2 separate regions of the Mus musculus genome follow, and region 2 is linked to region 1. The links are chromatin contacts, found by Hi-C or POLR2A ChIA-PET in ENCODE. All regions are on one chromosome and are shown on one strand. Each heading gives the region's core, a stretch centred on a gene start or an enhancer-like site at or near the end of the contact. The rest is flanking DNA. Distances are from core to core; before and after follow the strand shown. Region 1 holds the start of Riox1 (ribosomal oxygenase 1). Region 2 holds the start of Acot2 (acyl-CoA thioesterase 2).

What was found. A loop is a pair of places that touch in the nucleus more often than their neighbours do. ChIA-PET counts read pairs that join two places held with the same protein, here RNA polymerase II (POLR2A).
Region 2: POLR2A ChIA-PET joins it to region 1 with 27 read pairs in Patski. The contact joins the promoter of Acot2 here to the promoter of Riox1 in region 1. A Hi-C loop is called at or near these places in 1 of 37 maps with a recorded cell type or tissue (heart). POLR2A ChIA-PET finds 5 or more read pairs at or near these places in 3 of 5 experiments (Patski and embryonic stem cell).

What each region holds. Positions count from the first base shown.
Region 1 is chr12:83,948,949-83,952,360 of GRCm38, forward strand. Riox1 (ribosomal oxygenase 1) reads left to right here and starts at 1,660. Exons shown (of 1, transcript NM_023633.3): 1 at 1,660-3,412. The coding sequence starts at 1,744. The region is part of intron 16 of Heatr4 (HEAT repeat containing 4); the gene reads right to left.
Region 2 is chr12:83,986,185-83,989,596 of GRCm38, forward strand. It overlaps Acot2 (acyl-CoA thioesterase 2), which reads left to right and starts at 1,677. Exons shown (of 3, transcript NM_134188.3): 1 at 1,677-2,297. The coding sequence starts at 1,718.

The sequences.
Region 1 (3,412 bases), core at 410-2,909:
CCCAGAGACTTGCCTCTTTAGTGATTCTAGATCCTGACTGTAGTCATAATGTTATTGTGTACTATGTAAAGATTATTCATGAATTATTCAAATGTGGACTTCTGTACCCCCATATATATTTGCAATCCTTATTCTGAGAATCTCATGTCTCAATGTGGTGAAAAACTTGCTCTACAATAATTCCCTGATTGGTCAGTAAAGAACTGATCAGCCAATGAATGAGCACGAAAGAGAATAGGGCTGGACATTTGCAGAGTTCGAGAGAGGAAGTGGGGATTGGCTGGGAGGAGAGACTCCAAGAGAGATAAGGAAAAGGAGAAAGAAAAAACAAAGAGCAGTCCGGGAGCCCAGAGAACCAGATCAGTACTAAAATGCTGCAAGTATCAGGAAGATTCTGTCGGGAAGGTGCTAGATTAGCATAAAGGATTAAAATAGAGTAACCTGCTCAGTTGTTGTGCCCTTAAAGCTTTTTGAGTAAATATACTAGTCCAGTCTCAATTCTTTGGGAGTTAGCTGGGTTAAGAGGAAAACTGCAACACACTATGTAAAATAACACTAACACCTGTCAAGTTGACAATCGGTGTTAACCATCACAGGTTCCAATCAATTCATTTAAGCTACCTAACTCCCTGAGAAAGTATTGCCATCCTGCCCAATCAAGACCTATGTTCTGCCAGGCATGGTGGTACATACATATGTAAAATACACACACACACACACACACACACACACACACACACACACACACACACACACTCACAAGAATGCTTGCAGAAGCGGTGTCTGCGGGGGGCTAGAGATGATGGTTCAGTGGTTAAAGAGTGTTTACGACTCTATCCAAGGATCAGAGAGAGATTTCCACAAACTACTGTACTAAGAGATTTCTCTGGCCTCCTTGAGACATACACGTACGCATGCACAAACTTTTTAAAAAGTCAGAAGCTTGAAGAAGAGGAGGAGGAGGAGAAACAGCCTATTGCAATGTCATATTGAGAGGCAAGCCCAGGAGTTTGAGGTTAGAAAGGACTATGTAGCAATACACTGACAAAGTGGAGAAGTCCCTAACTTCCTTTTCAGAGGAAGAATATTAATTACAAGCGGCTCACCCTGTAACCTCAGCCTTCCCCGTGCATGAACCACCATACCTGGCAAGGCTTTGTAACTGAGGAGAGAGAGGAAAAAGAAGAGGAGAGGCTTAACAATGAAGTTTTCTGCAGTGAAGAGAGCCAGTAAGAGCTGTGCTTCATACAGAATATCAAACTTTGCCTTCATTCCATTCTACCAGGAAACTGCCTAGGAACAAAAATGCCTACCACAAAAATGAGAAAGCGGACTAAAACAGGAAGCCAGGCTCAGCGCTGCACACCTTTAATCCCAGCAATCGCGAGGCAGAGACAGAAATCTCTGTGAGTTCAAAGCCAACTTGGCTCACCTAATAAGTTCTAGGACTATATAGCTACGGCTTCTGTAGAAAGATTCTGTCCCAGAAAAGCAAAAAAGAGGAATGAAGTTGTTTTCTTTTGAAATGCCTCGTGCCTTCTTTTCTTACACGGAGTCTTTATCTGGTAGAGAATTTTGCCTTGCCAGTGCATACTACCGCGGTTTTAAAAGGTGACAAACCGGGCTAGCTGTAGGACCCAGGAAGACGGTAGGCTTGGCCTACCCAGGGAATGCCGAAGGACTCGCCCCCTTCCCAGAAAGCACCACGGCCGCGGAAGCGTGGGACCCGCCGGCCGCCCCGCTATGGACGAGCTACCGAATGGCAACGGTGCGGCGCTGCTGAAGCGCGGGCGGGGGAGGCGCCGGCGGCACCCGCAGTCGCAGCCCCGCGGCGCGTCGGTCTTGGCCCTGCCCTTGCGGCCCCGGAAGATCCGAAGGCACCGGAAAAGTGCGGCGGCGTCCCGCGTGGCCGCGCTGAGAGCTCGCGCGCTCCGGAGCGAGGACTCGGACTCGAAAGTGGCGGTGGCCTCGGTTCGGGGCAAGCGGAAGAGGCCGGCAGAGCTGCTGGAGGCCTCGCGGTCGGCGGAGCCGCGGCCGGTGTCAGCGCGCCCGAGGTCGGCTTCGGCGACGCTGCCGAGCCGCGTGGAGGGATGGGCTGCGCTCTCCCGGAACCTGGGGACGGCCGCTCCGCCGCCGCCGGGCTCGCACGCGGATGAGCCGGGGCGACCCCGGGCTTCGCCGCTGCAGCAGGTACTGACGGAGCTGAACGGCATCCCCAGCAGCCGGAGGCGCGCCGCCCGCCTCTTCGAGTGGCTCCTGGCGCCCCTGCCTCCGGACCACTTCTACCGGCGGCTGTGGGAGCGGGAGGCGGTGCTGGTGCGGCGGCAGGACCGCAGCTACTACGAGGGTCTCTTCTCCACCGCCGACCTGGACTCGATGCTGCGCTACGAGGACGTGCAATTCGGGCAGCATCTGGACGCCGCGCGCTACGTCGATGGACGGCGGGAGACCTTGAACCCGCCGGGCCGCGCGCTTCCCGCCGCCGCGTGGTCCTTGTACCGAGCCGGCTGCTCCTTGCGCCTCCTGTGCCCGCAAGCCTTCTCGCCCACCGTGTGGCAGTTTCTGGCCGTGCTCCAGGAGCAGTTTGGCAGCATGGCGGGCTCCAACGTCTACCTCACGCCCCCGGACTCGCAGGGCTTTGCTCCTCACTACGATGACATCGAGGCTTTCGTGTTGCAGCTGGAAGGTCGGAAACTCTGGCGCGTCTACCGACCGCGGGACCCGAGTGAGGAGTTGGCCCTGACATCTAGTCCCAACTTCAGCCAGGAGGACCTTGGTGAGCCTGTGCTGCAAACGGTACTGGAACCTGGAGACCTGCTCTATTTTCCTCGGGGCTTCATTCACCAAGCTGAATGTCAGGATGGAGTCCACTCCCTACACCTCACCTTGTCCACCTACCAGCGCAATACATGGGGTGACTTCCTGGAGGCTGTACTGCCTCTGGCAGTGCAAGCGGCCATAGAGGAGAACGTGGAGTTCCGCAGAGGCTTGCCCCGAGACTTCATGGATTACATGGGGGCCCAGCATTCCGACTCTAAGGATCCTAGAAGGACAGCTTTCATGGAAAAGGTGCGGGTCTTGGTTGCTCGCCTGGGACACTTTGCTCCTGTCGATGCTGTGGCTGACCAGAGAGCAAAAGACTTCATTCACGATTCCCTGCCCCCTGTGTTGACCGATAGGGAACGGGCTCTAAGTGTTCACGGGCTCCCAGTTCGCTGGGAGGCTGGAGAACCCGTCAATGTGGGGGCCCAGCTGACAACTGAAACCCAAGTCCACATGCTTCAGGACGGCGTAGCTCGGCTGGTGGGAGAGGGAGGCCGATTGTTCCTGTATCACACGGTGGAAAACTCTCGAGTTTATCACCTAGAGGAACCCAAGTGCTTAGAAATCCACCCCCAGCAAGCCGACGCCA
Region 2 (3,412 bases), core at 427-2,926, 37 kb after region 1:
TTTTTTTCTTTTTTTTAACAGATTGCTGGGTGTGGAGGGGAGGTATTTGAGTGCATTTTCTAAATTCTCTTCTCAATATAGGACATCATTGCATGAGAGGCACTTAAAGAATTTAAAGGTCCTTATAGGCAGGGAATGGTGCCCTAAGGTGTAGAATCCAGCATTTCCAGTTGCCTAGCTGTGTGTGCCTTAGCAAATCAGGCTCTCTGGTTCTAATTGTTCACCAAATAGGGTTCTTATTAGGATTAAAAATAAGCTATTATTATTATTTACTTTTTTTGGTTCCTGGGACTGGATGCACAAAATAAGGTTGAAGAATCCATAGTAGCAATACAAAAACAGTTATTTCCAAGTTCCATGACCAGTGCGGTGCGAGGTCATTTGAAACTCGGTGAAAAGTTTTGCCTGGGCAAGATCTTCAAGGTAGATACCCTAGCCTGCTTTTTCTATAAGTGTGATAAAACTCCGACCAAAAACAGCTAGCGGAGGAAAAGGTGTATTTGGCATTCATTTCCTGAGGAAAGTCAAACAGCAACTCAAGCAGGGGGCGTGAACCACAGGGGAGCAATGACTTGTTTCCCTACACACACACACACACACACACACACACACACACCGTTTGTATGTCTCTGATCCCTAGAGTTGAACTTGCAGAATGCTGTGAGCTCCCTTATGGCTGAGGGAAATGAGTTCAAGTCCTTCGGAAGAACAGCCTGTACTTTTAACCTCTGAGCTAATTCTCCAGGCCCCATCCCCACCCCCAGCTTTCTAATAAAATCTAGCTGACCTGCCCAGCGTGGAACCTCCCGCAGTGGGCTAGGTCCTCCCACACAAACCATCAGTGACACATAGGCCAATATGATACAGGCATTGCCCCAAGTGAGGATCCCTGCCTATTCCAAGGTGTTTCTAGTTTGGGTCAAGTAAACAAAATCTAACACAGTTGTCTTCTTAGGAACAGAGACAAATACAACTTATATAGTCTCAGGTTTCTGTAATAATAAAGATGTGCAATAATCCTTGTAAGGTTTAAGGCCTTGGAAGAAAAAAAAATCACTGATTGGAAGCAATAGCTTATATAACACTTGGGAAATGTGTAAAATCCGGGATGAGTAGGAAAAAGTGTTTGCCTAGAGGGTCAAAAGACGAGCTCAATGTAAACTATGACATCATTTGACTATTTTTACACGAGTGTGGAATGTAGGTAAAGGGTCACACAGCCCATGAGACATTAAGGCCATTGGACATGGACATTAATGTGTAGACTAAGCACGCGCAAACAGCACACAAACAAAATATCATGATGCACGTTTTTGAAAGAACAGTCCTAAGATTAGTAACGAGTGTCTATTACTCTAGGACGTGATGAAACTCAATTGCAATCTCACATTCTTGACTCTGCAACCTTAGGAATTTGGCGACTGGAGGTTTCATTGGGTGAGAGGCTTTTAAGAGCGAGCCCTGGTCCAGCCCACTTTTCATGGGGTAAAGAGCACCTGAAAAACAGTGCTAGGTTCCGGATATAACGGAGTCTTAACGCACAGACGCCTTAGTCAAAGCGTCACTACTACTTTTGCTTTTGTTGCTTGCTTTGCTCTGTGATCCTCCCAGCTCAGCAAGCACACAGCTCAGTCTAAGGACTGCAGGCAGGCAGCTGGCCACTAGAGGATCTCTTAACTTTCTCTGCGGAACCGAGGGCTGAAGTCAACGACGCAAAATGGTGGCCTCGTCTTTCGCTGTCCTGAGAGCAAGCAGGTTGTGCCAACAGGATTGGAAGAGCTGGGCGCGGCTGTTTGTACCTCCGCCGCTCAGCACTGGTGGCCGGACCACTTGGGCGCGGACAAATGCGACGCTGAGCGTAGAGCCCGAGGGCCGCAGCTGCTGGGACGAGCCGCTGAGCATCGCCGTGCGCGGCCTGGCCCCCGAGCAGCCCGTCACGCTGCGCTCTGCCTTGCGCGACGAGAAGGGCGCGCTCTTCCGAGCCCACGCGCGCTACCGCGCCGACGCTGGCGGCGAGCTGAACCTGGCGCGCGCGCCCGCGCTGGGCGGCAGCTTCTCGGGGCTCGAGCCCATGGGGCTGCTCTGGGCCATGGAGCCCGAACGGCCTCTCTGGCGCCTGATCAAGCGCGACGTGCAGACGCCCTTCTTGGTGGAGCTGGAGGTGCTGGACGGACACGAGCCCGATGGCGGGCAGCGGCTGGCGCAGGCGGTGCACGAGCGTCACTTCTTGGCTCCCGGGGTGCGGCGCGTGCCCGTACGAGAGGGCCGGGTGCGCGCCACGCTCTTCCTGCCCCCAGGTGAGCAGCCCTCCACATTTCCCTTTGCTCAAAGTTCCCTGTGGGTGTTTGTTTGTTTGTTTGCTTTTGGTTTTTTTTGAGACAGGGTTTCTTGTATAGCCCTGGCTGTCCTGGAACTCACTCTAGACCAGGCTGGCCTCGAACTCAGAAGTGAAGAAAAGGGTAGCTCCAAATGATCTAGGACTTGGTGGGAAGGAGATAGGACTGGACTGGACTGGACTGGACCGGAAGAAGCCTGTTATAGTGATGCTGTTTGCCTGAAGCTGGTCCTTCAATTCCGCTGCTAAATTAAAAGGGCATCATAAGACAAGGGGAGAGGCTCCTAATAATAAAGTCCGCAGTGTTACACCCACATCCCCTAATGTTCTTTTAGAATGTCTTCTGTCTTTTCTTGTGGCAGTGTGGGAACTCAAACTTGGCAAGCACTCTTCTACGAAGTTTCCAATATTTTTAATTTTTCTTGGTTTTTAGCTGCATATGGAGGTTCCAGCAAAGGAGGCAGGAGAATCAACAGAACTCTCAGGCAGTGATGGGGGAAAGAACTCTCAGGAGAAGCCATTAGTATTCTGACATTGAGACAAGCTTCATACACTTGGGCTAGAGGGTGTGGCTCCGTTGGTAGAGTGCTTGCTTGGAGTAGTACTGGGTGCTATCCCCAGCACAGGGTAAACCTGGCAAGAAGGCACAGCACTGCAATCCCAGCACCCACAGGTCGAGGTGGGAGAACCAGAAGCTCTCGTTCATTGTTGGCTACAGAGCCTTACTGGGTTATACCGGTATATTAGATGGTCTTGCCTCAAAATAACAACAACAAAAATGGCTAAGTAAGCAAAATCAACAAAATATTTAAATGACAACTAAAAGTGGTTAAAGAGAGGTACACACACACCCATGGGCATGATGAAGAAGGAATTTTCAAGGGCCCCTTCTATCTTAGTATGCATCTGTTCGTGAGCAGGTGCTGGCCCAGTGTTTGCTCTGTTCTTGTTTAAATTGGTCATGTGGAAGACAAGCCTCTTTTTTCAAAGACTTACTTATTTTATTTATATAAGTCCACTGTAGCTGTCTTCAGATGCACCAGAAGAGGGCATCAGATCCCATCACATGGTTGTGAG